Regions from separate parts of the Homo sapiens genome. Here all the other regions are linked to region 2. The links are chromatin loops, found by intact Hi-C in ENCODE. Cell type or tissue: B cell. All regions are shown on one strand. Links, peaks and the distances in the headings refer to the core of each region. The heading gives the core; the rest is flanking DNA. Region 1 holds the start of USP7 (ubiquitin specific peptidase 7). Region 2 overlaps USP7 (ubiquitin specific peptidase 7). Region 3 has its middle 43 kb from the start of HAPSTR1.

What was found. Peaks named below come from ENCODE experiments on the same cell type or tissue, not always from the same donor. Only the 100,000 strongest peaks of a DNase experiment are listed, where the experiment ranks them.
Region 1: a loop joins it to region 2, with 11 times the contacts of the local background. A loop is called at or near these places in 13 of 110 quality-filtered maps.
Region 3: it touches region 2 in a loop (14-fold over the local background); 21 of 110 quality-filtered maps call a loop at or near these places.

What each region holds. Positions count from the first base shown.
Region 1 is chr16:8,958,162-8,967,878 of GRCh38, forward strand. USP7 (ubiquitin specific peptidase 7) reads right to left here and starts at 5,745. Exons shown (of 31, transcript NM_003470.3): 1 at 5,046-5,745. The coding sequence starts at 5,124. It overlaps USP7-AS1 (USP7 antisense RNA 1), which reads left to right and starts at 4,552. Exons shown (of 2, transcript NR_184341.1): 1 at 4,552-4,733; 2 at 8,592-8,829. RefSeq lists enhancers at 1-17, 448-497, 1,869-1,938, 4,116-4,652, 7,349-7,972 and 2 more and silencers at 201-495, 5,848-6,207, 7,891-8,185. In B cell, for the core only: a CTCF peak has its summit at 4,526; DNase peaks (open chromatin) are centred at 1,960, 2,693, 4,520, 5,800 and 1 weaker place; H3K4me3 peaks cover 3,804 bases; H3K27ac peaks cover 5,690 bases; H3K27me3 peaks cover 86 bases.
Region 2 is chr16:8,886,818-8,896,656 of GRCh38, forward strand. It overlaps USP7 (ubiquitin specific peptidase 7), which reads right to left. Exons shown (of 31, transcript NM_003470.3): 27 at 8,825-8,924; 28 at 8,214-8,333; 29 at 7,967-8,038; 30 at 7,733-7,823; 31 at 5,280-7,287. The coding sequence ends at 7,181. Among named protein-coding and RNA genes, the nearest start is that of LITAFD, 9.4 kb to the left of the region's middle. RefSeq lists enhancers at 1,099-1,941, 4,681-4,950, 5,011-5,160, 5,231-5,290, 5,341-5,570. In B cell, for the core only: CTCF peaks have their summits at 5,076 and 5,277; DNase peaks (open chromatin) are centred at 4,273, 4,924 and 5,565; H3K27ac peaks cover 2,485 bases.
Region 3 is chr16:9,129,433-9,139,365 of GRCh38, forward strand. No RefSeq gene overlaps it. Among named protein-coding and RNA genes, the nearest start is that of HAPSTR1, 43 kb to the left of the region's middle. RefSeq lists a silencer at 3,701-3,750 and an enhancer at 7,260-7,760. In B cell, for the core only: a CTCF peak has its summit at 5,533 (motif pointing left); DNase peaks (open chromatin) are centred at 3,529, 5,529 and 6,549; H3K4me3 peaks cover 605 bases; H3K27ac peaks cover 764 bases.

The sequences.
Region 1 (9,717 bases), core at 1-8,000, 70 kb after region 2:
CCCCAATGCCCATCCCACCGGCACAGTAGCAGGTGGGGCAAAAAGTGCATGGGTCTTATGCAAGCCAACAGGGAGAGGCGACTAGAAAGGCTTAGGGGAAAGGTGGCCCCTGGGTGGGATTCTGAACCACTTTCCTGGGGTATCTGTCCTGTTTGTGCCCACACAAGTGCATGTGTGCTGGGAACCGGCAGCACCAAGGAGGCTGGGGCCATCCTAAGACTGCAGCTGTGCGACTTCCTGTAGAGAAGGCAGGACACCAAGTCCTTTTCAGCAAGGCAGTGACGGACAGAAGTCCTGTGGGCAGCAGCTTTCATAAAGTGTGGGGTCAGGCAGGCTGGAAGCAGGACCAAGAGGGAGGCTACCACCACAGTTCCAGCATGAGGCAGCAAGGGCCTGCTTTCAGGGGATGTCTGAGACAGCCAAACGGGCCTGGCAACAGGATGTGGGATAGAGACAGCAGAGTTCAAAGCCGACTCCCAACGTCTGGACACTCAGGGACCTGGTTTCCTGCCACTATCTAGTGTTCCACTTCCCCACACTCATCGCAGGGAGCTCTAGCACTCACGCAAGAATCATCAGAAGGCCACCAGGCTGACTACAGCATCAGTGGCGCATGGCACCAAATCCACTTGACTTTTATCATACAGTGAATCATTCTCAAAATATTACACTTTTAATATTAAAATCCCTATTCAAGCACATCAAGCCCAAGATTTCAAGAACAGCATTGCTTAGGCAGAGGCCGGATGGCTTCTTCCTAATCCACATCGGATATGGTTACTGTGGGCCCTTTCTGCATAGCACCCATCTTCGATGGCCCCACCTGTGGTGTGTGCCCCACTTTAGTTCTAACATAGTGTCACATTTTCTTGGCTGCAAAAGCCCTACCACCAAGGCAACACCATGTGCTGAACATCTCCTATGCTCCAAATTCCATGCCAGGCACTTTAGATGTGCCTGGCGATTCCAGTCTCACAACAACCTTGACGGGCATGAATGACCTCCTTTAAGGGATGGAGAAACTGAGGAACCAAGAGCTTAAGCAATGTGCATTAGGTCCCACAGCAATTAGATGGCAAAACCCAGATTCAAACCCAGGCATGGCTCTAAATCTAGACTGCCTTAGTCACCACAGTCTGTTATACCATGAATTTTTACTTAATGACCTCTTTCTCCTTTTCCAAAACACTAATTCAAAAAAAAAAAAAAGGATACCTTCTTCCTATATTTACTAGTATCGATCATTTCATTACAGAGAAAAAATTAATAATGAGGATATCAGCAGCCTGAAAGAATCAGGAGAGCTGGAGCCTGGGGAATCGCTTTGAATCATTAAAACCTGACGTGCTCACATCAGAGTGAGATGCTAGGTTTGGCCTAATTTCTCTCTACTGGGTTCTCTGAGCTGATGTTCATCTTGTAACTTTGCAAAGAATTATCTTAGCAACAGAAGCCAATGTAAGGAAAATCAACACTCTCGAATTATTTGACTTTTGTCTCGTTACAGTGCTATTTGAAAGAATCTTCTATTAGTTATAATCACAACAGCACAAGTTTATCTGGCTGGGTGTGTTCAAGAGAACTCACATTCTACTCCCAAACATGCTTCAGCAGAAAAGTAACTGCACAAGTTTGGAAGAAACCCACCACCACCCCCGTAACAAAAAACACAGAAGCCTAGATCAGAAGCTGCAGCTGACCCATTAATTTGCTCCTAATAGCAGCAGTCTAAGTGTCATAGAAAAGTCTAACATCTATCCCATTCGTCTCAGAGCCGACACTGAAACAGAGACTGCTCACTTGGGCAGAAGAACCACACCAGGGAAAAAAACAGTTTGTATGCAGAAGCAAGGCCTCCTGATAACTTCCTGTTGATTCAATAGCGTCTACACCGACCATCTGAGTATTCAGAGGGCAGAGACCCATGCAAGTCACTCCTTCAGCCCCTAGACTTCCATGGCCACCAAAGTTAGCGAATAAATAATACACTGCCAAGCAACCTTATTCCCAGCCAGACCTAATCATGCCACCACCTCCACAGCTCTATCTGCCTTCCAACTAGAAACATGCAACTGGCTGCTTCAGGCCTTACAGGGAGTGTGTGGTTGCAACCCCAGCAAACTGCATCAGGCCCCACCTCTTCCCTCTCCGCACTTCACCCTTCATCACTTTCCTAACTGCTCAGGGCATTTCAAAAAATAACTATTCCAGAGCACTGCTGTTTTCCAATGAATATACAAGGACTGTGCAGAGTTCACTCAAAAGCAAATGCAACCCCAAGAATGTGAGGCCGGAGAGCAAACTCACACTGACCTATTGATAGAGACAAAACAAACGAAACAGTCTCCCAGGCTCCTTCGAAACCACTCTGCCCAGGAGGTGCAGGCAGGATGCTCCAGGTTTACAAAGCCTTCCCTTCCTCAAGCTGTTCAGACCCTGACAGTTTCCAGCTGCTAGTTCGTTAGGAACCGAGGCAGACACTGAACAGGTGCCAAGTCTCTAGCTCTGACCAGGACCCCACTCACAGCCTGGTCCATGAAGCCAACCAGAGTCCACTAAATTCCAGCCTTCTGGCTTTTTAACAGAAGTGTTCTCTCACTCTTTCGGGTCCTAAGTCACATTCCAATCGTAAGGCTAGTACCACATTTCAGGATTGGGAAGGCTGAAATAGATGGCCTAAGACACAAGTAGCTTTTTAAACCACACACCAGTGGGTACTCACAGGGCACTATTATTTGTCCACAGCCTCATGTGCTCACTACAAGAAAAGGGACCTCCTGGATAATGAAATTGAAACAGAGGCCCAGTCAGAAGAAATGAGTTTCTTAAGTTTAAGGAATCAGCATTAGTAACTAAAACCTCTGCCATCCAATTTGAGATTCTGCTAAATTTACAGATTAACTGTCCTAGGGGTTACCTTTCTAATACAAACTGTAATATGAAAATAAAGCTTCATTTTATGAGAAAAGAAAGTAGCCTTGAAAACGTGCATGGAGACTGATGAATTTCTAAAAATTCAACACCCTCTAGTCTTTTAAAAGCAAACACCGGCCAGGCGCGATGGCTCACACCTGTAATCTCAGCAGTTTGGAAGGACGAGGCGGGCAGATCACCTGAGGTCGGGAGTTCGAGACCAGCCTGACCAACATGGAGAAACCCCGTCTCTAACAAAAATACAAAAGTAGCCAGGCGTGGTTGCACATGGCTGTAATCCCAGCTACTTGGGAGGCTGAGGCAGGAAAATCGCTTGAACCCGGGAGACGGAGGTTGTAGTGACCCGAGATCGCGCCACTGCACTCCAGCCTGGGCAACAAGAGCAAAAATCCGTCTCAAAAAAAAAAAAGGGGGGGGGGGGCAAATACCTTGAAATTTGTGGACCTGGTCATTTTCCCAAAGATACAGGTCTGTAACACACATGCTCTGCAGTAATGTCTGTTTATTAATTCTCACTAGTGTCCAAAAACACCTGGAAAGCGGTAGGACAATGTCATGGGAAATCCATATGCTCGTGTTATTGGATATTTGTCTTGACCGGGTACCATTTGAAAAGGAAACTGAAAAGCAACCCTCTTTTATGTTTTAGATGGGCTGCAAAATACAGCACAAAAGGAATACACAAAATTCCCTCAGTAAAGTACTTCTTTTCAGCTATTTGGTTTAATCACACATAACAGGCGCTCTTAGTTGCTGCTTTGCTGGGGCCAAGTGAAACAGATAACCCAGTCCTTGGCGTGGACTCCGCTCTTCTGTCCCCCATTACTGCCATTGATAAATACCACTGGGGAGTGCCTACTGCAGAATCCCAGCCACTTTGTCATTTGCAACCTGGCCAGCCATTTTTTCAGTGACTATCCAATTACTGGAAGTAAGTTATTCTATTCAGAGGTGAACACCAGTCACGCTTAAGTGTTCCCACCAACCGGTGTGCAGCGCCCCACACTTGGAGCCACCGCACAGGACAAATACTGCTTTTCCTGAGCTCCCCTGGAGCTTCATTCATTGAGGCAACCCAAGATCCCTTGCTAAAAGCAAAACTAAAGCATTCCACGCCGTTTTCATTCAGGTGGCCTCCATTTGACTCCCGACAGCCTGAACTCGTCACGTAGGTAAGAAAACTTTTTAAAGACCATTTGGACTTTGCTTTGTTTCAGTGAAATGGGTCGTGAGAAAAAGTGCCTTCCAACGACCAACTCCCTAAATCCAACACCCTTCTCTTTACAGCGTCTTCACATCCAACCTTTACAACCAAGACTCTATACCTCAAACTACAGTGCCTTGGAAAATTACTGCCACATCGGCAGAAAACCGAGTTACCTTTCGAGTCAGGTTTGATTCTGATGCAGGCAGCCATGTGCGGCAGGGCTTTCGCACGGTTGCAAGCGCACACCTGGCCGGATGCTGGCTGCACCACACACTGCCAAGTACAAACTCCCCGAAAAACAGGTGGATTCGGAAACCAACAGCGCCCGGGTCAGAACTCTGGGCCAGTCCAAAACCTGACAACATCTGCGTTCCTTGCAGGTATTTTCGAACGTAAGCCCGACGCTAGGCAGTGCTGTTAGAAAGTGATTTGGAAGAGCGCTTCCGAGCCACGGCGCGCCCTCCGGGGGAGCGCACCGGAGCAGGTGCGGGCGAGCCCCGCGCCCGGGGAGGTCAGGAATTCCCCAGCCACACCAGATCCAACCGGACGCCCCAGAACGGGGACGGTCCCCGGAGTCCGCCTCCCAACCTGGGTGAGAAAACACCTCCGTCCCTCCGCTGCCTGAGCGCTCGAATTTACAACTCAGGGCGCTTTGTGCCGCGGAGGCCCGGCGGACGCGAGGTCGGGACAATGCACGGGGCCGGGGTCCCGGCGGCCGCCCCTCGCCCGCGGACCCGGCATGACTTTGCAGCCTCGCAGGCCGGGGCCGGGAGGCCAGGCCGAGGCCCGGCGGCCGCCCGGGGCCTGGTTAAAGATGGCGAGCCCCTCGCGTGGCTCCCGCGGCTCCCCCGGCCACAATGAAAGGCGCCCCCCGGCCCCGCCGCGGCCGGCCCTCGGGCCTCACCTTCCATCTCCATGTCCTCGGGCTCGCTCAACTGCTGCTCGCCCGCTTTCTGCTGCTGCTGCTGCTGCTGGTGGTTCATGTCGGCCGCGGCCTGGGCCTCGCCTGCGGCCGGGGGCCGGGGCTGCGAGCCCGGCGGGCGGGCGGCGGCGAGCCGGGGCGGCGGCGGCGGCGGCGGCGGCGGGGCGGCCTCCTCCTCCTCCTCCCGCGCGTCGTCGGCGACGGCGGCCCCGGGGCGGCCCGCGGCGGGCGGCGGCGGCGGCAGGGAGACGCGCACGTACTTGCTCGCGATTCGCCCAATCTCGGCGCCGAGGCGGGCGGGCGGCCGGCGGGCCGGGCCGGGCGGCCTCGTCGCTCGCTGCGGCCGCCGCCGCCGCCGCCGCGGGGCCCGCCTCCCGCCGCCGGGGCCGGGGCCGGGGCTGCGGGGCCGCGGGCCGGCCGGGGGCGGAGGGCGGCCGGTCGGGGGCCGCGGAGTCAGCCCCGCCTCGGGCCGGGCGCGGCGGACGGGAGGCCTGGCCGGCCGCGGCGGGCCTGCGGGCCCTGGGGCCGGCGGGAGCGGCGGAGCGGGCGGGCGACGGGCCGGCCGCGTTCCGAGAGCCGCGGCCTCCGCCTCCTCGGCGTCGTCGTCGGGGCTCCGGCAGCGGACGCGGCGCCCGGCAGCTCGGCTCGGCTCGCTCTCAAAATGGCGGCGGCGTGAAATGTCACATCCGCATGGGGGGCCGCGGAGCGAGCGAGCGAGCGAGGAGAGCAAGCGGGCGGGCGCCGAGCCGGAGGGCGGAGCGGGAGCGCAGGGCGGAGCACGGGAGGCGGAGCAGGGAGCGACCCGCCTGCCGCCGCCGCCGAGGCCCGCCTGCCCCGCAGCGCCGCGCCCCGGCACCGCCTGCGCCGCAGCCCCGCGGCGGACCCTCGGCGCTCCCTGCCCCCGGGCCCTGGGGGCCGAGGCGGGCCGCCCGGTGACTTAGCCCTGCGGAGGTGAACCGGAATCCTTCCCATCCTGGGGAGCCGGACACCCCGAAAGACCCAGGAGCGGCAATGAGGAGGGGCCCAGAAGCCACCCGGCAGCCGGGGTTCAGGTCCCAGCCTAGCGCGCCGGGGCGAGCGCTGGAGGTTGCCCGGGGACTGCTCGGGATAGGGCCCGGAAGGGAGCTTGGGGTCAGCGCCTAGAAGTTCCTGTTATTGTCGTTACTTACCCTTGCCCGCTGACGTGCACTTTTTCACCCAGTATCTACCGTGGAAGAATTTATTTTCTCACTGTCAGCCTAATCTGGCAAAGTTTGGCTCCTCAAGAGCAACCCCAGGCGGGGCGCAGCTGCTCACACCTGTGATCCCAGCACTTTGGGAGGCCGAGGTGGGAGAATCACTTGAGGCCAAGAGTAAGAGACCACCCTCTCTACAAAGGTTTTGGGTTTTGTTTTTATATTTTTGAAATGTATTTTTAATTAGCCGGGTGTTGTGCCTCCTGCCTGTAGTGACAGCTACTTGGGAGGCTGAGGCTGGAGGTTCGCTTGGGAGGTTGACTGAGGCTGCAGTGATCAAAGATGGCGCCACTGCACTCCAGCCTGGGCAACAGAATGAGACCCTGTCTCAACTAATAGTGATAATAAAATAATAATATAAAAATAAAACAAGCCCACTACCCTTCACATTTGGTATTAATTTACTTCCTTCCTATCAACCCAGTCTGGGATCATTCACCCGGGGCCTCCCTATTCCAGGAGACATTTGGTGAATATATCTCCTGTCCTGTCTCATTCAGTCATTGACAGACTGATGATTAGGGTCTCAACTTTTCCAGTTAATCAAGGCAGTGTGGGTCAATAAAAATGGAGCAAACCGATATACATTTCTACACATCTCAGGGGAGAATAGAATTTCACCCTAACAAGGCCAGAAGATTGTGGTACCTGTCTTCTCTCCATCTCCCTATACCCGCTTTCCCTGCATTTTTCTCCCATTTATGTACTGTTCATCTCCCTTCCCCCCGAAAGAATGTTTTGCTCACTGTTGTATCACAAATGCCTGGGATACACAGCAAGTGCTCAATAAAAATTGGTTGGGCCAGGTCGGCGCGGTGGCTCACACCTGTAATCCCAGCACTTTGGGAGGCCAAGGCGGGCGGATCACTTGAGGTCGGGAGTTTGAGACCAGCCTGACCAACATGGAGAAACCCCGTCTCTACTTAAAGTACAAAATTAGCCGGGCGTGGTGGCGCATGCCTGTAATCCCAGCTACTCAGGAGGCCGAGGCAGGAGAATCACTTGAACCCGGGAGGTGGAGGGTGCGGTGCGGTGAGCTGACATCGCGCCATTGCACTCTAGCCTAGGCAACGAGCGAAACTCTATCTCAAAAAAAAAAAAAAAATTGGTTGGGCCAGGCACGGTGGCTCACGCCTGTAATCTCAGCACGTTGGGAGGCCGAGGTGGGCGGATCACCTGAGGTCAGGAATTCGAGACTAGCCTGGCCAACATGGTGAAACCTCATGTCTACTAAAAATACATACAAAAAACTTAGCCGGGCATGGTGGCATACGCTGGTAATCCTAGCTACTCAGGAGGCTGAGGCAGGAGAATTGCTTGAAGCCAGGAGGTGGAGGCTGCAGTCAGCTAATCACACCCCTGCACTCCAGCCTGGGCAATAGAGGGAGATTCCATCTAAAATAAATAAATACATAAATAAATATTGGTTGAATGGGCCAGGCACAGTGGCTTACACCCCTTATGCCAGCACTTTGGGAGATTGAGGCGGGAGGATCAATCACTTGAGCCCAGGAGTTGGAGACCAGCCTGGGCAACATAGGGAAACCCGATCTCAATCAGCCAATCAATTAATCAATCATTAGTCAACTGGTTGAATGAACATATGATTCAAGCGTGACTGGATCCCCCTCACCAGCATTTCGTACGCTTGAAGGTTTTTCACCAGTATATTTCCTGCCAGACCACAGAGGTGAGCAGGGGAGAGCCCAGTCACTTCAAAGGAATCCCTTGGGTCACCCCCAGAATCTGAAGAAGAGGTATTGTTATTCACACAGATTCTCACAAATGCTAATCAACAGCGCTCAGATGCAAAAGAGTCCTTCTCTCTAGTATTCTGGAAGCTTGGAGGAGGGAAGAAAGTGCCTTTCTGGCAGAGGAAGAGGTGGCAGAAAGTTATGTATATGGCTGTCAGTTCACATTGGCCAACCTTATCCTCATCACTGAGTTCAAAACCAATCTGGCCGGGCACGGTGATTCACGCCTGTAATCCCAGCACTTTGGGAGGCTGAGGCGGGCGGATCATGAGGTCAGGAGTTCGAGACTAGCATGACCAACATGGTGAAACCACGTCTCTACTAGAAATACAAAAATTAGCCGGGCATGGTAGCGCGCCTGTAATCCCAGCTACTCAGGAGGCTGAAGCATGAGAATCGCTTGAACCTGGGAGGTGGAGGTTGCAGTGAACCGAGATTGCACCACTGCACTCCAGCCTGGGCTATAGAACGAGACTCTGTGTCAAAAAAAAACAAAAAACAAAAAACAAAAAACACACAATATCTCTCTCTCTTTCTAGAAGCACCTTGAGGAAGAAATTGTCTTGTCTACAGCTCTATCCTCAGTACAGCACCAAGCTTACAGTGGATGCTCAGTGAAGATTTGCCGATTTGCCGAATGAATGCTTTCACCCCTGCAACTGTTTACTGCCTGCTAGGAGCTCAGAGCCTCTGGGATACAGGCTGGGAATGACAGTGCCTGCTCGCTTGGAAGGCCTCTCTTCTGGAGTCAATAAAACAGCACTTCTTTGCTTCTTCCTGGCTGGTCCACATCTTTCACTGAGGAGTGGATAGTGGAGGGAGAGTTCATTTCTAGGGCACCACAGCTATGAGAAAAGCAAGACCAGTGCCCTTGGAGGCCCACTAAAAAGGCCCCCACTGGATTATTCCAGCAGGCTCGGCTGGCCTGTTTTCTTCCTCCCCTGGTAGAATTGTGCCTGCATTGGCTATAAAGTCCATTTGCACACAGAAGGGGTGTGTGTGGAAGGACTCTGCAGAAGTGAATCCGCTGAGTAATGCCTGCTTCCTCAGAGGGTGAATGCCAAGATGCCTCCAAAGGACATGAAGGGCTCTGAAGGGGAAGATGACTGAGGGCACCATTTTTGATCACTGCCAATTAAAAAAAAAAAAATTCATGACCCCTACCGTGGTTCAGAAACCGGGGACTAAGGAGATGAAAAACCGGGGAGACAGGAACCGCTGGAGAAACTGACTTGTCATTAGCTAGAGCCAGTAAAGGGCAGGGAGGGCCCACCCTATCATTACTTGGATCAAAACATATTTTGCTGCTCCCAGGGCCATGGCATGACTTGGCATAAACAGAGGGTTGGTTTTTCTTCTTGAGAACCAAAATATTTATCTACCTTGAAGCTATGTTGGTCAGGGTCTAAAATTATTTAATAGAAGTGTCAGAGAAGAAAAGGGATTAACAGCTTTCCCCCTCTCCACGCCTTCATCTGCCCCCACCCCCCGCCCCACCGGGATAACTAAATTCCTAAATAATCCATACCTAGAAAGATGACCTAATCCCATACCACAAGGTTACTGATGAGGATTTGGGTTTAGAGAAGATAAGGGACTTAGCCAAGGTCAAGCAGTGTGGGAGAGTAAGGGGCTTTAGGATTCAGAAACCAGGTGGAACCTAGC
Region 2 (9,839 bases), core at 1,840-9,839:
GCACTTTGGGAGGCCAAGGTGGAAGGATTGCTTGAGTCCAGAAGTTCTAGACCAGCCCGGGCAACATAGCAAGACCTCGTTTCTACTGAAATGCGGGGCCGGGGCATGGTGATGAGTGCCTGTAGTCCCAGCTACCTGTGGGGCTGAGGTGGGAGGATTGCTTGAGCCTGGAAGGTCGAGGCTGCAGTGAGCCCTAACCATGCCACTGCACCCCAGCCTAGGTGAAAGGGTCTCAAAAAGTTAATAAATTTTGTAAAGTAGAAATATTGTTCTACTCGTCATGTTTTCAAATAAGATGAATTTCACAGAGGGGAGAAAAGAAGTAAGGGAAGAATTGGGGGAAGAAGTAATTGGGAGCTGGGGGCACGTGAAGCCGTCTTCACTAAAATGTGGCTGGGGGAGCTGTAAGGCTCACACCGATGGGGTATTGACCCATTATTGCCCCAACCTACAGATGCGGAAGCTGAGGCTGAGTAACTAGATCAGCGCTGGAGACATAGGTCTGTCCTCAGGGTTCAGCATCAGGGAGGAAGGCACAGAGGTGAGGGGTGCATGTGTGTGTGGCTGAAGGCCTGGAAGGAAGGGTGTGTGTTTATGTGTGTACGCGCATGTGTGTGGCTGAAGGCCTGGAAGAAAGGGTGTGTGAATGCATGTTTGTACGCGCGTGTGGCTGAAGGCCTGGAGGAGGGGGGTGTGTGTGTGTGTGGCTGAGGGTCTGGGTGTGTGTGTGTGCACGTCTGTGGCCAAAGGCCTAGAGGGATAGAAGGGAGCATTACCTGTCTTCCATCATGTGGTCTTCAGCAGGTAGAGGTTCCGGGAAGCCACAGGTCAGGCAACAGCCATCTTGGCCAAAGCCTGGCATGATGGGGCTGACAGGTCCTTAGGTCACACCAGCCCCGGGGAAGGACAAGTTCTGGGACAGGTTTCCCTGGAGTAAAATGCCCCAATGCCTGTGCCTTTGCCACCACCCAAAGGCCTGGCTAAATCGGGAGAACAACTTCCCGGTCCACACTAGCTGCAGGCCCCAGAGCCTTCATTTCCACTTCAGAGACTCAGCAAGATTTTTAGGGTTGGATGGTGAAGTTTCTGACACAAATTAGGCAGCTAGTACCTGGGAACCCCAGTAAGTCCCTGAAGACAAAGGAAGCAACCTCTCATTTGTAATAAATGAGGACACGGGCACCAGGTCAACATAGGGAGACAGAAAAGCCCCTGGTGGACGAGGCGGGTGGTCATCCATCCAGGATCTATCTCAAGGTGAGGCGTGAGGGTCTCACCTAGGACGAGGGCCCAGCCACCGGGCTTCCACCATCCAGAGGGAGAGATTTGATGGCTCTGCAGAGCAGCCAGGCTGTGGCAGGCGACAATCGGGGGCTGCTCGGTCTTGCTGGCAAGGCCCATCTACAGCCTGAACCCTCCATCTGCAGAGTTCAGCTGGAGCCTCTCGTTCTGATTCCACCCAGACTGTTGTCTTTCACTCGGATTCCCAGATGGCTCCAGAGACATGAGCGCCTGCAGTCCAGGGACAGTGTCCAACCACGGCCAGGCTCTGCTCACTCAGTGTGGACTGGCTGGGTGCCAGGTCTTCCTCAGTCACAGGAGAGCTTTCATCGGCCTGAGTCAGTCACCATTGTGCCTTCAGAGGTGGCCAGGTCCTTGGCATGGCTGCAAGCTTCTGCTATGACTCTATGGATCAGTCCCCAGGCCTTCTGGATGCAGACTGCCCCGTGTTAGGAAAACGTCACTTGCCAACTCTTAGAAATAGGACAATTCGTATAGAAAATCCAGGATTTTCAGCTTGGCGAGGTGGCTCACCCCTGTAATCTCAGCATTTTGGGAGGACAAGGCGAGAAGATCACTTGAGCCCAGGAGTTTGAGACCAGTCTGGGCAACCTACGGAGACCCTATCTCTACAAAAAATTAAAAAATTAGCCGGGCATGGTGGTAACACCTGTGCTGCCAGACAGTTGGGAGGCTGGGGCAGATAGATCGCTTGGGCCCAAGAGGTCAAAGGTGCAATGAGCCATGACTGCACAACTGCACTCCAGCCTTGGAGATGGGGTGAGACCCTATCTCAAAAAACTAAGACAAACAAAAATACACATTAAAAAAAAAAAAAAAGTCGAGGCTTCTCAAGTTCCGCTGTCTGAAGGTGTAGGTGCAGAGGAACTGGGGTCTTGAGAGGCTGCCAAGTGGGGCGGGACTTCATCTGTCCCTTGGCCCAGTCCCCTGGAATACCCCCAGACCCAAGCCTCGGGGTGTCTGCAGTCACTGCCTTAGACAACAGGACCTGAGCCACTGTTCTAAGCCTCTCGGTGTTCATGTGTCTGAGGCTTTGTCCCAGGGAAGCCTCAGGTTCTCCTATGCCAAGACCTTGCCGCAGGGCCAGGCTACGGCAGGGCCGGGGCTTCCTTCTCCTGCACCCCTTTCCCTGACCCCTTTCCACGCCCAGGGCCGGCCTCTTCCCCAGCTTCGGGGCCTGTCAGAGGGGCGGCCCACCACTGGCAGATGAGCTTGGCAAGTTGCTGAACCCTCATTTGAAACTGGGGACAGCCCCCATCCTACCCCGCATGGAGGGCTGAGCTAGGGCTACCTGGAACAGGGAGGTGAGGCGGGCAGCCAGTGGGGGTCTGAATGCCTGCTCCACACTGAGCAAGGCTCAAGCCCCCATGGCTCAGGGTTCTGGCCTACTTTGGGCCACCAGACGCCTCGCTGCTGACCTCTCAGGGCTGGCTCACTGTGCACAATGGTTATCACAAAGGGTTTCTTGCTACTGTCCCTCCTAATTAGCCGGAGGCAAGAGTCAGAACAGCCCCCACCCCACCTTCTCACAGGAGCCCAATGGGCAGGTGTGGCACTGGCACCAGCTCGTGGGCAGAGTTCGCTGGTGGCTGGTGGCCTTCCTCACAATGCCACCCATACCATTTCCCTACTGGAGTTCTCAGCTCAGCCAGGGCAGAAAGATGCGCCAGGTGCACGTGGCCTCGAGCCACGCCCTGTGGGATAAAGGCGTGGAGGGGCCATCAAGGCCAAGCTGGGAACCTTGAGCAGCTCCTGGACTAACCCTCACCACCAGGGAGGGGCTGGCCTTAACCACCTTTCTCTGCCTCCTCGCTGCAAAACCAGCTTTGCAGCAATGAGCTTCAAAGGGCTGAGTGATGCTGAGTACGGGTGGGGAAGGACAGGAGGTGCCAGTCTCTTACTCCTGGGCACTGGACTTCAAGGGTGGTCTGAATCCGTAACTTCTTCCCTCTCCCAAGTTGTCCACGTGCTGTGCAGGCACTGTGCTGTGAACCCCCAGATCCAGTCATTGACAGGTGGCAGCATGTAGGGGGTCAGTGACCCCTTGGAGCTGATGGGAGGGGGCCTCCCTTTGGAACCTGCAGTTTTGCTCACAGACCATTCATGGCCTCCAGCTCCCAGGCCTCACTCAGTTAAAGGCTGCGAAACGTAAGTCAGCAGAAGATGCACAGGCACCCATCTCCCCCAAAGCCAAGACGCAGGGATGGGGAAGTCTGTCCTTAACTGTTCTCACGCAGAAAACCAATGTCCCGAAGGCTTTAGGGAGTAGGCCATAAAGAACGCCCACTCCAACGCCTGTGCTTCACGCAGCACTCAACAGCCCTCGAGTTAGTCACTGTAACTCCCGAGGTGGGGAATGTTTTGTTAGAACTGCATACCCAGTAAGGAAGACATCAGCCACATGTGCAAATTAGAATAAAATTAAAATTCAACCCCCTCTGCCACTTAAGCCACATTTCAAGTGCTTTATAGCCACAGGTGGCCAGAAGCTCCACCGCGACAAAGTTCTGATGAACACGACTGGGTGAGGACAGGGTGGTAGCAAGGCTGGCCGGAAACACTACCCATTACTCCCTCACACAAAAGTCTTAGGGATGTAGTCCAATGGGGTTGGCAAGGTCTGGTTGTTATCTTGACTCCCCTCCTCCCCAGGGGACCTACCTACACCACTAGGAGGTAGTGACTCGGCTATCTAATCTGAAGCTCTCTTGGCCCAAGAGGCCCTTATAGCAAGCCATGAAGACAGATCATTTCCCTGCAATCCAGGGTTGGTAAACCTACAAAAGGGGTTTTTAAAAACAAAGCTTTGTGGGGACAGCCTCGCCACTCAATTGTTGTCTGTGGCTGCGTTCATGCTATGTTGGCAGAGCTGAGAGTCCCAACAGAGACCATCACACAATACCTACTCTGGCCTTTTACAGAAAGTTTACCAACTCTGACCCTAGCCTAAGCCCAAACCACAAGAGAGATGTCTTACTTACACACCTCACCTTAGTAATTCAAGGAACCTTCAGGTGCTATGGCTTTGAGACGGAGTCTCCCTCACGCTGTCACCCAGGCTGGAGTGCAGTGGCACGATCTCAGCTCACTGCAACCTCTGCCTCCTGGGTTCAAGTGATTCTCTGGCCTCAGCCTCCCGAGCAGCTGGGACTGCAGGTGTCTACCACCATGCCCGGCTAATTTTTGCGTTTTCAGTAGAGACAAGGTTTCACCATGCTGGCCAAGCTGGTCTTGAACTCCTGACCTCAAGTGATCCACCGATCTCAAGCCTCCCAAAGTGCTGGGATTACAGGTGTGAGCCACCGCATCCGGCCCAGGTGCTATAGGTTTTATCGCATTTGCTTTAACTGTGAAGGTGGTTTCAGAGTTAAGACTTTAAACTACTCACAATTTCCATCCCTGGCACCATAAACATTTGCCTCACAGCAAATGAGTGATGTTATGTATGACGCCAAATGTCCTTGCCGTCTGGTGAAAGAGAAGCTGGGTCAGGGCCTCCATCAGGAAGCGATGGTGTCTAGACGTGGCTTCTCGCCCTGTCAAGGCACCCACGTTGCAGGGGACTCTGCCAGGTCCCATAGTGTCTCCCTTGGGCTTTGCTCACAGCACGAGCCACCGCGCCTGGCTGCTCTTCTCATTTTGAAACAAGACTGCTTCAGCTCGCTGCTCTTGTGTGTGAGGGCGTGGGAAGGGCCACTGTGACCGCAGGCCCTTGCTGTCACGCAGTGGTTTTCAGGGCTCCCCGCTGTGAAGACTCCGAATGCTGTCAACAGATGGCATCCACACCCCACAGAGGGAGAGGACACAATAGTCCCAGGGGTTACAGTGAGGCCGGAGAAGGGGAGTTCATTTTTCTTTCTTTAAAATTTCAGCTTGTCTCCCCAGAACCAGTTTAACAAACTCAAACTCCTGACACTGTAACTGCGAGTGAGTGGAAAAGGGAACGCGGCAGATGACGGAAACATTACAACACGTTCTTTGGAAAAAGAGTCATTTAATACCTTAAGGGAGAGTAGGAACTTTCAGTTACCTAAGACTACAGCCAACCCCCAGCCCAGAACAAAAACAAGACACCTTAATGTTTGTTCAAAGACAAACCCACAGCGAACGGCTCTCGCACCCCTGCTCTAACTCCTCTTTCTGGGGGAGGAAGGAGGGAAGGGCCAGGTCCGCGGGGACCCTCACTCCCTGCTTTCTATCACACGGGTCACAAGGCAGCTCTCAGAGCAGAAGGCACACACACTGCAGTGGAAGTTGAGAAAGGAAGTCACTCCAAGGTACACACTGGCCCAAAGACCAGGAAACCGTGCCACGGAGCTGGAAGGCAAGGCCGATGGGACGGTGCAAGGACCACGCCCACGATAGCGCCTGCCGCCCCGAAGGGCCTCGTGACACATCAGGTCACATCTCCAGTCACCTTATTTGTACACAGTTCTCTCCTGGAAAACCTTTCATTTCTTAAGAGTAAATGTGACTAGTTAGAGGCTAAAAAAAAAAAAAAAAAAAAAAAGAAACAAGAGACCCTGCCCCCGCAAAACGGAATTAGAAGGAAAAGTACATCTCAGTGAAACCTTGTTACAAATGCCAAGGTTTCCCAGGCCTGTTTCCAGGGAGAGTAGAAATCTTCCTCCACTTCCACGTAACTCACTGAATTATAATTTTTATAGAAAATTTTATTCAACATACAACATTTTCCAGCAAAAAGGCAATATACAGGAAGAGTTGGTGTACACTGCTCCCACAGAAACAACCCAAAAAATACCGGAAAAGGATGAAAAATAAGAGTGATTTGCTGATTCTATTTTACTGCACTCAAAACTAGACACGCAGCTGGCATTAGCTCCAAAATAAAAGGAAACGGGGCTGGGACCGAAATAAAACTACACACAATGAATATCAACATCAGTGAAATTCACTTGCAGACTCACCCAACAAAAAGGAACCTCCTCCCAGTGGCAAATTGTACATGTTCATTCATTAAATATACAATTCATTTTTCCTTTTTTTTTCATTTTTAACTTTTTTACAAAGTCGACAGCTTACTAACCACTAGTGAGCATGCCCTCTTGCTAAAAGGCTTTCTTGTCGTCTGTTCCACTTTAACGAAATTCTATTTATAATCCTTTCACCTGCTCGTATGAACTGTTGAGATCGTAAGTCTGCCAAGGCAGCAGAGTAAACCTTAATTGAATTTAACAATGTTCTTGATTTAATAAAAAGACCCCCACAATGTCTGTCCGGACTGTATTCAGTGCATCCACTTTGCAAAGGGGCTGCAGACAGTAGTGGCTGACGAGGTGAGACAAGTTTATTAAAAAGCCCCCAGGCAGCTGGAGGAGGAGAACCCGAGGAAGGGCCGACAATGCACACAATGAAGGGAAGAGCGCTATTTATTAGGTTGTGAGTTTCTCTGTTTTGCCTTAACAGATGCACAAAAGGTCATTGAAAGTATAACTGAAGGAAATAGGTCAGACGAGCCTAAACACAAGACTTGCTAGCTGCAGGGCTGGTGCACGGGACCCCAGGAAGGCAGCCGAGCCACTCGTGCCCACTAGGGACAGCCCAGAGACCTTGAGCCAGGGACCCCCGATCCACTAACCTCTTCTCCCCCATTGCGCTGACAGTTGCCTTGCACTGTGGTTACCATAAAATAACTCTCATTGGCATCCAAGCTTTATAAAAACATCTTCATTTTGCTCAAAAAGGGCAGTCAATAGATACAGAGAAGCCAAACTGAACAGCCTCAATAAAATAAAATTAACACCAGCAGCGAATCCTCTTGCTGAAGACTTCGGCTAGAGGGCACGTGCACCAAAGTTCTAGGCTGTTAAGGGGCCACCCACACACCGTCCTCGCCTTGAACACACCAGCTTGGAAATCAGTTATGGATTTTAATGGCCTTTTCAAGGTAAGTGTAGCGACTCCTCTTTGGGGCTTTGTTGAAGTGGTCGAGCCCTAGCCAAGGCCGAGGATGAGACATATTACCTGGTGGGGATGAAGAAAAGCAAGTGAGGCCACAGAGCAGCCCTGGAACCCCTCAGCGGGGTGGTGGCCAGTGAGGCATGCATCCCTGTGGCTCCCCAAGGGGTAAGTTCGCAGGGAAGCCAGGACCTGAGCTACACGCCCACCTGGAGCTAAGGAGGCCCACACCCTGACTGCGCCTCAGAGCCACTGCCCTCACAACCCTGAGTCTCAATCACCCTGCACACATATCCAAGCTTCTCTCCTTGAAGATCTCACAGGTTACAAAGGATGTAAGGACCTGTTAAGAACTCGTAGGTTATGGAATGCTATTGCTCCTGGTTCCACAGGTCGGCCAGTGGAGAGAGAGGAGCTGGCACTTGACCCTGGGGCTGCCCCTCCCAGCCCCAGACCACTTGTTTCTTAGTCTGAAACCCACACCAGCCCCCGGGGGGGGGAGAACCCTTACCGGGCTGTGGCTCAAAGTCTTTCAAATTTACTTCATACTCGTCTTCATTTATGTACTGGTGTCGGCCCATCATTACAATTGCAAATTTAAACTAAAAGAAAAAAAATTAAAACTCCTCCGTTATTTCTGTATATCAGCAAAACTCACATCTCTGGCAAAAAAGCCTAGGCCGCTACGCTAGGCAAGGCTTGAGCCTATGGCCCGCCAAGCCCCCAGGAGGCCCCAGCTGCACACCTTCTCAAACTCCTTCTCCTGGATGTCCAGCAGGCTCTGGATTCGCTTCATCACTTCTCGAAAATGCTCGCCCTAGAATGGCAAAGGACATGTGCTCACACAGTCACTCCCAGCACCCCCAGGCCACGTCACGTGGCAGCCGCCAAAACCAACGCCTAACCCCAGCAGGAGCGCAGATTCGGCAACAGCGGCCACTCAAAGGCTCCAGGTTTTGACGTGAGCCACTCGGCCAACCACAACAGCATACCTGGTGTATCCTCAGCAAAAACGGGATTCCGAACGTTCCGAAGACCTCTTTGTGGAAATGCGCCACTGTGACAAGCATCTCATTCTCTTTGTCTATGTCCACCTGGTCCAAAGGGATTTCCTGGGGACACGGACAACAGACACAGTTCTGTAAGTGCAAGTGATGTGGTCAAAGTGTCCACATCTCAATTCTCACACTACTCTAACCCGGAGGGTAAAGCCTATTTTTGCTAAAAAAACGCCACACCTGGATCCAGCCAGAGTGATGGGCACTCATGGGAGTCTCAGCCAGAAGATATCCAAGTTTCTTCCCCCTCCCCCAAAAAACTGAATTTTAAGAGGCCAAATACTGTATTATCCCAGTTCCTGTGGAAATGTCAACAGCTCTAAATTCAAGTGATCCACAGTTTCTGTCTGGATTGGGTTGGTAACCCAAACTGAGGACTAATTTCTGTGCAAAAACACTGTAGGTCCACTCATGGAATCATATACCTCGATTACTGGTATAAAAACACAAATCAAGCTACTTGTACAACTTGCTGTGATATTTAAATATGCAGCAGATGGGGCTCATGAATTCTCTCTGGTGCCAACAGTATCGGGGACAGATACCTCTATTCGAAACGTCCGGCTCGTTGCAGGAGATAAACATTCTAATAGTTCATCTTCTTGATGAACACCAATGATTTTGTAGCTTACAATTTCTAGCAGCCTGAACAGAGAGGAAAAAAAAATAGGGCAAAATGAAGTATATATATTCACATAAAAATAAAATGGTTTTCTAGAAAGAAATAAAGTTACCACGATATGTTTTTTTTTTTTTTTTTGAGACAGTCTCAATCTGTCGCCCAGGCTGGAGTGCAACAGCATGGTCTCAGCTCACTGCAACCTCCGCCTCCCGGGTTCAAGCAATTCTCCCACCTCAGCCTCCCGAGTAGTTGGGACTACAGGTGCGTGCCACCACACTGGGCTGATTTTTGCATTTTTAGTAGAGACGGGGTTTCACCATGTTGGTTAGCCAGGATGGTCTCGAACTCCTGACCTCGTGATCCGCCCGCCTCGGCCTCCCGAAGTGCTGGGATTATAGGTGTGAGCCACCATGCCCAGCTTTTTTTTTTTTTTTTTTTTTTAAAGAGGATCTGAAATATCAGAAACAGAGACCGGAGGCAAGGCACGGAGAGGGGGTCCCCTTGAAGCATAAGATTAAAGGGCTCTGCTGGACAAAGTGGAAATGGCCACATTTGGGCACAGAGATGTACAGACTGGGCCTCCGAAAGTTGCATAAACCTTTCCCACAAGGAATTCACATTCAGCTGATAGTGGCGTTTTCCTCGCTTACTCTTATTAGGTAATAGATTAGGGTCTCACTGTTTAATAATTGTTTTATTAAAACTAAAGAAAGTTTGGGAACCAAATGGCTCCAAAAGCCATTTGTCCTCCAAGCGACTACAGGGCAAAGTAGTGAGAATCATGCCCATCTCTCTGAAATAAACAATCAATTCAGGGGCTTCTTTCTACAGCCCAAATGTTGGCTAGATGGAACAGAAGTGACTCAATCTGTCAAATACAAAATCAGGAGTCACCCCTTCCAGTTTCAGTTCATCGTTCAAATGGAATCGTATCCTTC
Region 3 (9,933 bases), core at 564-8,563, 240 kb after region 2:
CGCCCAGCTAATTTTTGTATTTTTAGTAGAGACGGAGTTTCACCATGTTGGCCAGGATGGTCTTGAACTCCTGACCTCAGGTGATCTGCCCATGTCAGCTTTCCAGAGTGCTGGGATTACAGGCGTGAGCCACTGTGCCTGGCCTAAAATTTTAGTGTTTTTTTTTTTTTTGAGATGGAGTTTGGCTCTTATTGCCCAGGCTAGAGTGCAGTGGCGCAATTTCGGCTCACTGCAACCTCCGACTTCCGATTTCAAGCAATTCTCCTGCCTCAGCCTCCCAAGTCGCTGGGATTACAGGCGCCCGCCACCACGCCCAGCTAATTTTTTTGTATTTTTAGTAGAGACGGGGTTTTACCATGTTGGTGAGGCTGGTCTCAAACTGCTTACCTCATGATCCACCCGCCTTGGCCTCCCAAAGTGCTGGGATTACAGGCATGAGCCACTACTCCTGGCCTAAAATTTTAATTAAAATTTTTTTTGAGACAGGGTCTCAACTATGTTGTCCAGGCTGGCATCAAACTCCTAGATTCAAGTGATCTTGTTTCCTCAGCCTCCTGAGTAGTTGGGACTACAGGTGCACACCACTGTGGCGGGCTCCAAATTATGCTTTTTCTTTATGAGAAAAATAGAATTCTTTATTAAGGTGGCTGGTTTAGAATACTAAAGAAAATACGACAGGACTAAACAAAATAATGCCGATGCGCAGTCTCTGGAGACAGGCTGCCTGATTGAATCCTGGCCCCACCACTTACTGAGTTGTGTGACCCTAAGCAAAATGCCCCCCCACTTTTTTTTTGAGACAAGGTCTCGCTGTGTTACCTAGGCTGAAGTGCAGTAACACAATCATAACTCACTGCAGCCTCAGACTCCCAGGCTTAAGCAATCCTCCCACCTCAGCCTACCGAGCTGGGACTACAGGTGTGCATTACCAGACCCATCTAATTTATTTTTTGTAAAGATGAGGTTTCATACCCTCTTCACACCTAAGTGCTATTTCTTTGCAAATTATAGTTCTAACACAAATCCAAAGGGATTTTGGGAAACTGATCGGAAGTACTGTATTCATGTTTGGCTCAAAGAATTCACAGCTGAGAATAGCTAAATAAATTTTGAGATAAAACAGAATTAAGGTCAGGCACAGTGGCTCACACCTGTAATGGTAGCACTTTGGGAGGCCGAGTAGGGCGGATCACAAGGTCAGGAGTTTGAGACCAGCCTGGCCAATATGGTGAAACCCCGTCTTTAGTAAAAATACAAAAAATTAGCCAGGCATGGTGGTGGGCGCCTGTAATCCCAGCTACTCAGGAGGCTGAAGCAGGAGAATTGCTTGAACCTGAGAGGCCGAGGTTGCACTGAGCCAAGATCGTGCCACTGTGCTCCAGCCTGGGCAATAGAATGAGACTCCGTCTCAAAAATAAAGAGAATTAAAACATGACAAAATTGTAATAATTCAAAGTTAGGTGTCAGCACAAAGACTGAAACAGGATAGATACTCCAGAAAATGCCCTGGTTAATATAAGAAGTTGATATCTCATCAGGAAATAGCACAAAATGACAGGGAAGGGATGAGTTAATCAGTTAATGGTGTTGGGAAAACTGACTTCTTGGGGAAAAACACATTAAGTTAGAGCATCACCTCAGGTACCCGAATATATTGACATTAAAGACTTAAATGCAAAATGGAAACATTAAAAAACTGGTGGGAAGTATAGCGAGTACTTAACTTTATTTTTATTTTTTGAGAGACAGGGTCTACTTTGTCACCCATGGTGAAGTGGAGTAGTGTGATTGTGGCTCACTGCAGCCTCAACCTCCCAGGCCCAATTGATCTTCCAGCCTCAGCTTTCCAAGTAGTTGGGACTAAAGGTGTGCACCACCACACCCAGCTAATTAAAAAATTTTTTTCTTTTCTTTTTTTTTTTTTGTAGAGACAGAGTCTCGCTATGTTGCTCAGGAAGGTCTCTAACTCCTGGGCTCCAGTGATCCTCCGCCTCTGCCACCCAAAGTGCTGGGATTATAGGTGTGAGCCACTGCACCCAGCCTGAATATTTTTTATAAACATAAAGGCAATGGAAAATATATTTTAAAATAAAAGATTGATTATGAGCATAAATGTAAGCTTTTGTTTATCATCAATATAAAAAATATTGAAAATGGAACTGGCAAACAGGACAAATTTAATCCCTCCCACCCACAGAGTTCCTATATGTGGATAAGAAGGTTATATGCCAAATAAGAAAAATAGGGGGCCGGGCGTGGTGGTGCACACCTGTAATCTCAGCACTTTGGAAGGCTGAGGTGGGCGGATCACAAGGACAGCACATCGAGATCATCCTGGCTAAGATGGTGAAACCCCATCTTTACTAAAAGTATAAAAAATTAGCCGGGTGTGGTAGCATGTGCCTGTAGTCCCAGCTACTCAGGAGGCTGAGGCAGGAGAATCACTTGAACCTGGGAGGCAGAAGTCGCAGTGAGCCAAGATCGCACCACTGCACTCCAGCCTGGGCCACAGAGTGAGACTCTGTCTCCAAAAAAAAAAAGAAAAAAGAAAAAAAGAAAAATAAAAGATAGGACCAGGGAGTTTTCAGAATCAGAAATAAAAATTACCAACTGATATATGAAAAAAATGGCTCAACATTATTTTGTGAGATTCAAATTTTTAGAAGTTGCCAGGCGTGGAGGCTTATGCCAATAATCCCAGCACTTTAGTAGGCTGAAGTGGGTGAATCACTTGAGGCCAGGAGTTCGAGACCAGCCTGGCCAACCTGGTGAAACCCTGTGTTTACTAAAAATACAAAAATTAGCCAGGCGTGGTGGTGGGCGCCTGTAATCCCAGGTACTCGGGAGGCTGAGGCAGGAGAATCATTTGAACCCGGGAGGCGGAGGTTGCAGTGAACTGAGATCGAGCCACTGCACTCCAGCCTGGGTGACAGAGCAAGACTGTCTCAAAAATGGAAATGGAAAAGGAAAAACAAAAAAAAGTGATACTGTGTTTTGAATACAGTTTTGAAAAGATAAGTGGCTATTACTTGGGGTTGGGAAGTCTGAGATGACGTGCCCGCTCACATGCTGCTGCTGAGAGGTGCTAAAACATTCTGAAAAATAAGTTGGCTGGGCCTGACACAGTGGCTCACGCCTTAATCCCAGCACTTTGGGAGGCCGAGTCGGGCAGATCACTCGAGGCAAGGAGTTCGAGACCAGCCTGGCCAACATGGTGAAACCCTGTCTCTACTTAAAAAAAAAAAAAAAAAAAAAATTAGTTGGGCCCAGTGGCGTGTGCCTGTAATCCCAGCTACTCAGGTGGCTGAGGCATGAGAATTGCTTGAACCTGGGAGGCAGAGGTTGCTGGGAGCGGAGATCACGGCACTGCACTGTAGCCTGGGCAACAGAGCGAGACTGTCTCAAAACAAAAAAAGTTGGCTGTATCTATTAAGATCTTCAAAAGTGGTCCTAATTTTGGGTTTTATAATCCTGTTTCTAAACATATATTCAGAGGTAATAACAGTTGTAAAAGAGAATTTTCTTTTTCTTTCTTTTTTTTTTTGAGACGGAGTTTCACTTTTGTTGCCCAGGCTGGAGTGCAATGGCGTGATCTCGGTTCACCACAGCCTCCGCCTGCTACCACGCCCAGCTAGTTTTTGTATTTTTAGTAGAGACGGAGTTTCACCATGTTGGCCAGGATAGTCTTGAACTCCTGACCTCAGGTGATCCACCCGCCTCAGCCTCCCAAAGTGCTGGTATTACAGGCGTGAGCCACCGTGCCCAGCCTTAAAAGAGGATTCTTTTTTTTTTTTTTTTTTTTTTGGGAGACAGAGTCTCCCTCTTGTTGCACAGGCTGGAGTGCAATGGCTTGATCTCGGCTCACTGCAACCTCCACCTCCTGGGTTCAAGTTATTTTCCTGCCTCAGCCTCCTGAGTGGCTGGGATTACAGGCATGTGCCACCATGCCTGGCTAATTTTGTATTTTTAGTAGAGGGGGGGGTTTCTCCATGTTGGCCAGATTGGTCTTGAACTTCCGACCTCAGTTGAATCCCCCGCCTTGGCCTCCCAAAGTGCTGGGATTACAGGCGGGAGCCACTGTGCCTGGCCAAAAGAGGATTCTGATGCAACAATATGAAGTGTGGTACTTGGAGTGGAAGACAGTGAGGAATAACCTAAAGCCCTAATAATAGCGACTGGTTCATCACATCTTATTAGTTTCATTAGATGGAAAATTATGAAGCCTTTATAAAGCATACTTTTTTTTTTTTTTTGAGATGGAGTCTCCCTCCGTTGCCCAGGCTGGAGTACAGTGGCGCGATCTTGGCTCACCGCAACCTCCACCTCCCGGGTTCAAGCAATTCTTCTGCCTCAGCCTCCTGAGTAGCTGGGATTACAGGTGTGCACCACCATGCCTAGCTAATTTTTTTTTTTTTTTTTTTTTTGTATTTTTGGTAGAGACAGGGTTTCACCATATTGGCCAGGCTGGTCTCGAACTCCTGACCTTGTGATCTGCCTGCCTCATCCTCCCAAAGTGCTGGAATTACAGGCGTGAGACACCGTGCCTGGCCTAAAGCATACTCTTGAATTTTTTTTTTTTTTATGAGCCAGGGTCTCATTCTGTCACCCAGGTTGGAGTGCAATGGTCCAATCTTGAGGCTCAGTGCAACCTCAACCTCCTAGGCTCACGTGACCCTCACCTCAGCCTACTGAGTAGCTGGGAGTTACAGGCAGGCACCACCATGCCTGGCTAATTTTTTGTGTTTTTAGTAGAGATGTGGTTTTGCTGTGTTGCCCAGGTTGGTCTTGAACTCCTGGGCTCAGGCAATTTGCCTGCCTCACCCTCCCAGAGTGCTAGGATTACAGGTGTGAGCCACTAAGCCCAGACTTTTTTTTTTTTTTTTTAGACAAGATTGCTCCCTGTCACCTAGCCTGGGGTGCAGTGGAATGATCAGGACTCACTTCAGCCTCCATCTTCTGGGCTCAGGCAATCCTCCTGCCTCAGCCTCCTAAGTAGCTGGGACCGCAGAGGTGCCCCGCCATGCCCAGCTAATTAAAAAAAAAATTTTTTTTTTTTGGTAGAGATGGGGGTCTCCCTATGTTGTCCAGCCTGGTCTTGGACTCCTAGGCTCAAGCAATCCTCGCACCTCGGCCTCCAAAAGTGCTGGGATTACAGACATAAGCCACCTCGCCTGGCCTTGAAAAATATTTCAAGACATGGAAAAATGCTTGTAATATCATGAGAAATATAAACAGGATGATCTCAATTTGGCCAGAGAACAGTGGCTGGCAGCAAATTTTCAATAATTGTTAGCTACTATCATTAATAATTCAAACTCTCATATGATCTTCCTCCCTCCCTTCCATTCACTTCTCAGTTGACAAGTGTCTGAGCATCCGGGGTTCCAGCCTGGCTGCACCTGTCTGTGAGCCGGTTGGGGCCAGTTGTGGGGGCTTTGGCCCCTGGGCTTTCCTCACCCTCCCATGTGCAGCCTCAGGACTCAACAGCCTCCCGCATCCACCCGCTCTGGCTCTATTTCTGGCTGGGCACTGCCATCTAGAGGCTCCTGGAGCACAGGGCACATGACCCTTGGAGCCCCTCACCCAGTGCTGAGCTCCAGCCCCAGGGGCAGAGAAGCCTTTCTCATTACTGCACCCTCCATGCCTGAAAGGGCCGTTTGTTTTGTGGAAGCCTCTGAGAATGTCAGTGCTACAAAGACACTTCAAGATGCCTTATGCTGATTCTTAGGTAGGTCAAGGAAATCTTTGGGGTAACATTCTTAAAATATGGTCCTTGGACCTGCATCCGACGTCCAAGGTAGGAGACAGTTAGTGATAAAGATTTCAGAGCCTATCCCAAATGCGCAAGTCAGACCGTGCTGGGGGGTGAAGGGTACTGAATATCTAACTATTTACAGACTCTCCCGTGTTGTTCTTATTATTTTGAGACAGAGTCTCACTTTGTCTCCCAGGCTGGAGTGCAGTGGTGTGATCTCGGCTCACTGCAACCTCCGCCTCCCAGGTTCAAGCGATTCTCCTGCCTCAGCCTCCCCAGTAGCTGGGATTACAGGCACCTGCCACCACGCCTGGCTAGTTTTTGTATTTTTAGTAGAGATGGGGTTACGTCATGTTGGCCAGGCTGGTCTTGAACTCCTGACCTCAAGTGACCCACCTGCCTCAGCCTCCCAAAGTTCTGGGATTATAGGTGTGAGCCACCGCCCCCGACCTTTTCCCAGGTTATTCCGATGCACACTGAAGTTTGAAAATGATTGACCTGGACCCGGGATACTTATGATTTGGTGGTGATGGGCTTGGCATAGACCCTTTGAGAATCTGCTGACAACTGCAGACCCTCTCCCTGGAAGAATACACAGACATTTCAGTAGGTTTCTTGACTGTGAAGCTCACTCCTGTATCGATGGACTGAGGTTACGAATCTCTTCTCTGATTTAACCCAAAGTTTAGATGAGGACACTGCGGATCAAGTATTCATTGACCTCTTATCACCGGCCAGGCTCTGTGCCCTGCCGCAACAGACAGGATGTGGCTTCTGCTCTGTGCAGTTTACAGGCTAATGATGGCAGACAGCTAAATACAGGTGTTAGGAACAGCCCTGCCAAAGGTCCTGGGTCAGTGACCAGAAGGAAGTGCCTGGAGCCCCTGGGGAAGCCGGAGGGGAGTGGATGATGAAGCGGAGGGAGGAGCAGGCAGGGCTCAGACCATGCAAGACAGGACAGGTCAGGATAAAGAGCTCAGATTTCATTTTAAGAACGATGAAAAGCTATCAGACAACTTTGGGGCTAAGTATATACCCAAGAGAATTGAAAACATATGTTCATAGAAAAATGAATGGAAAAATGTTCATAGAAGTATTTTTCATATTAGCCCCAAAGTGGAATAATCCATGTATTCACCAGTGAATGAGTGGATAACAAAAGTGGCCTATCCATATAATGGAATATTATTTAGTTATAAAAAGGAATGAAGTACTGACACGTGCTACAACATAGAGGAGGCTTGAAGAGGTTATGTGGTGGTTTTTTGTTTTTGAGATGGAGCCTCGCTCTGTCGCCCAGGCTGGAGGGCAGTAGCAGCTATCGTGGCTCACTGCAGCTTCTGCCTTTTAGGTTCAAGCAATTCTCCTGCTTCAGCCTCCCAAGTAGCTGGGATTACAGGCGCCCACCACCACGCCTGGCTAGTTTTTGTATTTTTAGCAGAGACGAGGTTTCCCATGTTGGCCAGGCGGGTCTCAAACCCCTGACCTCAAGTAATCCGCCCGCCTTGGCCCCCCAAAGTGCTGGGATTACAGACGTGAGCCACTGCGCCCGGCCTTGAGTACAGAGGTTTGCTGAGGTTCCAATTTGACTGATGTGGCAAGACTGCCTCATAGGAGGTGTAGCGTCCTCCCGTCAGGATGCGCATAATGTCTGATTGTCACAGACATTATGTCACAGGATGCGCATAATGCTGATGGCAGCAGCTGTGGGTGTGCAGTGCCTGGATCCACGGATTCATTTGGGGTTGCAAAGTGATGGTATTCTCATTCTGTTATTCCTTTTCATTTATTACATGGAGGAGTTCTATGCACACAAACTTTCCCTCATCTCCCATTTGATTACTCAGCGGTGCAATTTGCAAAGAAAAGGAAGGATAAATACTTGATTCTTTCCCCCATAAAAAAAAAAAATGAATTGGCTCACTAGAATTTTCCAGCGGGGACCAGTGAGCATTTAAAAAATATTTTTAACATTGTTATAAACCCATGGATAGAAACATATTTAGTATGCAGTTATTTTTTTATTGATGCCCAAATGGTCCCATCTTTGGCTAGTAGGAGCCTCTTTAAGTTGGTCTTTGCTGTTGCTACTGTTTTTTGAGACAGTGTCTCACTCTGTCGTTGCCTAGGCTGGAGTGCAGTGGTGCAGTCTCGGCTCTCTGCAACTTCTGCCTCCCGTGATTCACGCAAGTGATTCTCCCACCTCAGCCTCCGAGTAGCTGGGACTACAGGTGTGTACCACCACACTCGGCTAAATTAAAAAAATAATAAATTGGGTTTGGCTCGGTGGCTCACGCCTGTAATCCCAGCACTTTGGGAGGTGGAGGTGGGTGGATCACTTGAGGTCTGGAATTTGAGACCAGCTTGGCAAACATAGTGAAGCCCCGTCTCTACCAAAAATACAAAAAAATTATCTGGGCATGGTGGCAGGCACCTGTAATCCCAGCCACTTGGGAGGCTGAGGCAGGAAAATCACTTGAACCCGGGAGGCAGAGGTTGCAGTGAGGCGAGATTGCGCCATTGCACTCCAGCCTAGGCAACAAAGGTGGAACTGTGTCTCAAAAAACAAACAAAAAACCAAAAACGTTATTTTTATAGGGAAGAGAGCTCACCCTATTGCCCAGGCTGGTCTCGAACTCTTGGTCTCTGCCCGGCGTGGTGGCTCACGCCTGTAATCCCAGCACTTTGGGAGGCTGAGGTGGGTGGATCACTTGAGGTTGGGAGTTCAAGACTAGCCTGGTCAACATGGTGAAACCCAGTCTCTACTAAAAATACAAAAATTAGCCTGATGTGGTGGCACGTGCCTGTAGTCCCAGCTACTTGGGAGACTGAGGTTGCAGTGGGCTGAGATCGTGCCATTGCACTCCAGCCTGGACAACAGAGTGAGACTCTGTCTCGAAAAAAAAAAAAAAATCCTGGTCTCAAACCATCCTCCTGAGTCCGCCTCCCAAAGTGCTGGGATTACAGGCGTCAGACACCACAGCGGACTGAGCCCACACTCTTAATCCCTCCATGTGGGGCCTCCTGTTGTGTAGACACAGTCCTCTGGCTTTCATTGTCCCAATAGCCCTCGAGTCCACCCGCCTCTCTTCACCCCTCCACAATTGACCTAGTTCAGGCCAACGTCCCCCCTCACCCAACATCTGCAGTGACCTCCTCACAAGTTCTTGTCCTGCCTGCTCCCAACCCGTGTTCCACCCAGAAGCCATGGAAATCTAAATCTAAACCTTCCTAAGTATAGACCTGATTGGGACACCGTCCCTGCCCATGGCTCTCTGGAGTGTCCACTTTGCCCCTGCCACCCTGGCCCCGCTTCCTCTCCATGGGCAGGCTCAGTCCTAGCTCACCTGGAGTCTTTGCACCTGCTGGTCCCTCGGTCTTGGGGGCTCCCCTTGCCCCTCTCCCACTCCATCTTCCCCTGGTCGGGTCCTCATCCATCTTCAGCTTTTGTTTCAAACCAGGTCCCACCCAGGCCCCTGCGAATTTTCCCACCTTCCCCCCATTCTTTGCCTTCATCATGCTTGTCCCAGCTTATTATTCATTGAATTCTAGGTGTCATTGTCCTGCTCCCTTTTTAGGGGTTGGGTGGGGACCCTCTCTCTCTTGAACCATTGCATCCTTCATCCCTGGCACAGTGCTTGATACAAGAGAGGGGCTGACGTGGAGCTGGCAATGAGTGAGCTGGTGGGGCCCGGCTGGGCAGGAGAGACAGTGCCTAAATGGGCTTCTGCAGTCTGGATTTTCTGGCATGTGGGGGAAGGTAGCCCCCCGTGTGACTCCTCAAAGCCACGTAGTCCTGATTCCCATGTTCCTCCCTGACCCGCTCCCCAATTTGCTCCCACGCTTCTCACAATCATGATCTTTCCTCATCGATCTCCCCACTTTTCTCTCCTTTTTCGCTCTTCCCACTGAAGTTTCCCCATGCTTGCCACGAGCAAGGTGGGAAGGAGGGGCTCCATTTCTCTGTCCCCTGTCCCTGGCGTAGACGCAGCTGTGGTTGAACTCCCATGTCGGGGCTCCAGGCGGCCTGTAGAGGGCAGTAATGCTGCAGCTATGGCCACAGGGAGCGCTGCCTGGATGGGGGAAAGCGGCATCGGAGCAGCTCACAAGCCCTCCGTGGGCATGAGCAAGGCAGACCCCTAAGCCCTCCGTGGGCATGAGCGTGGTGGACCCCTTTG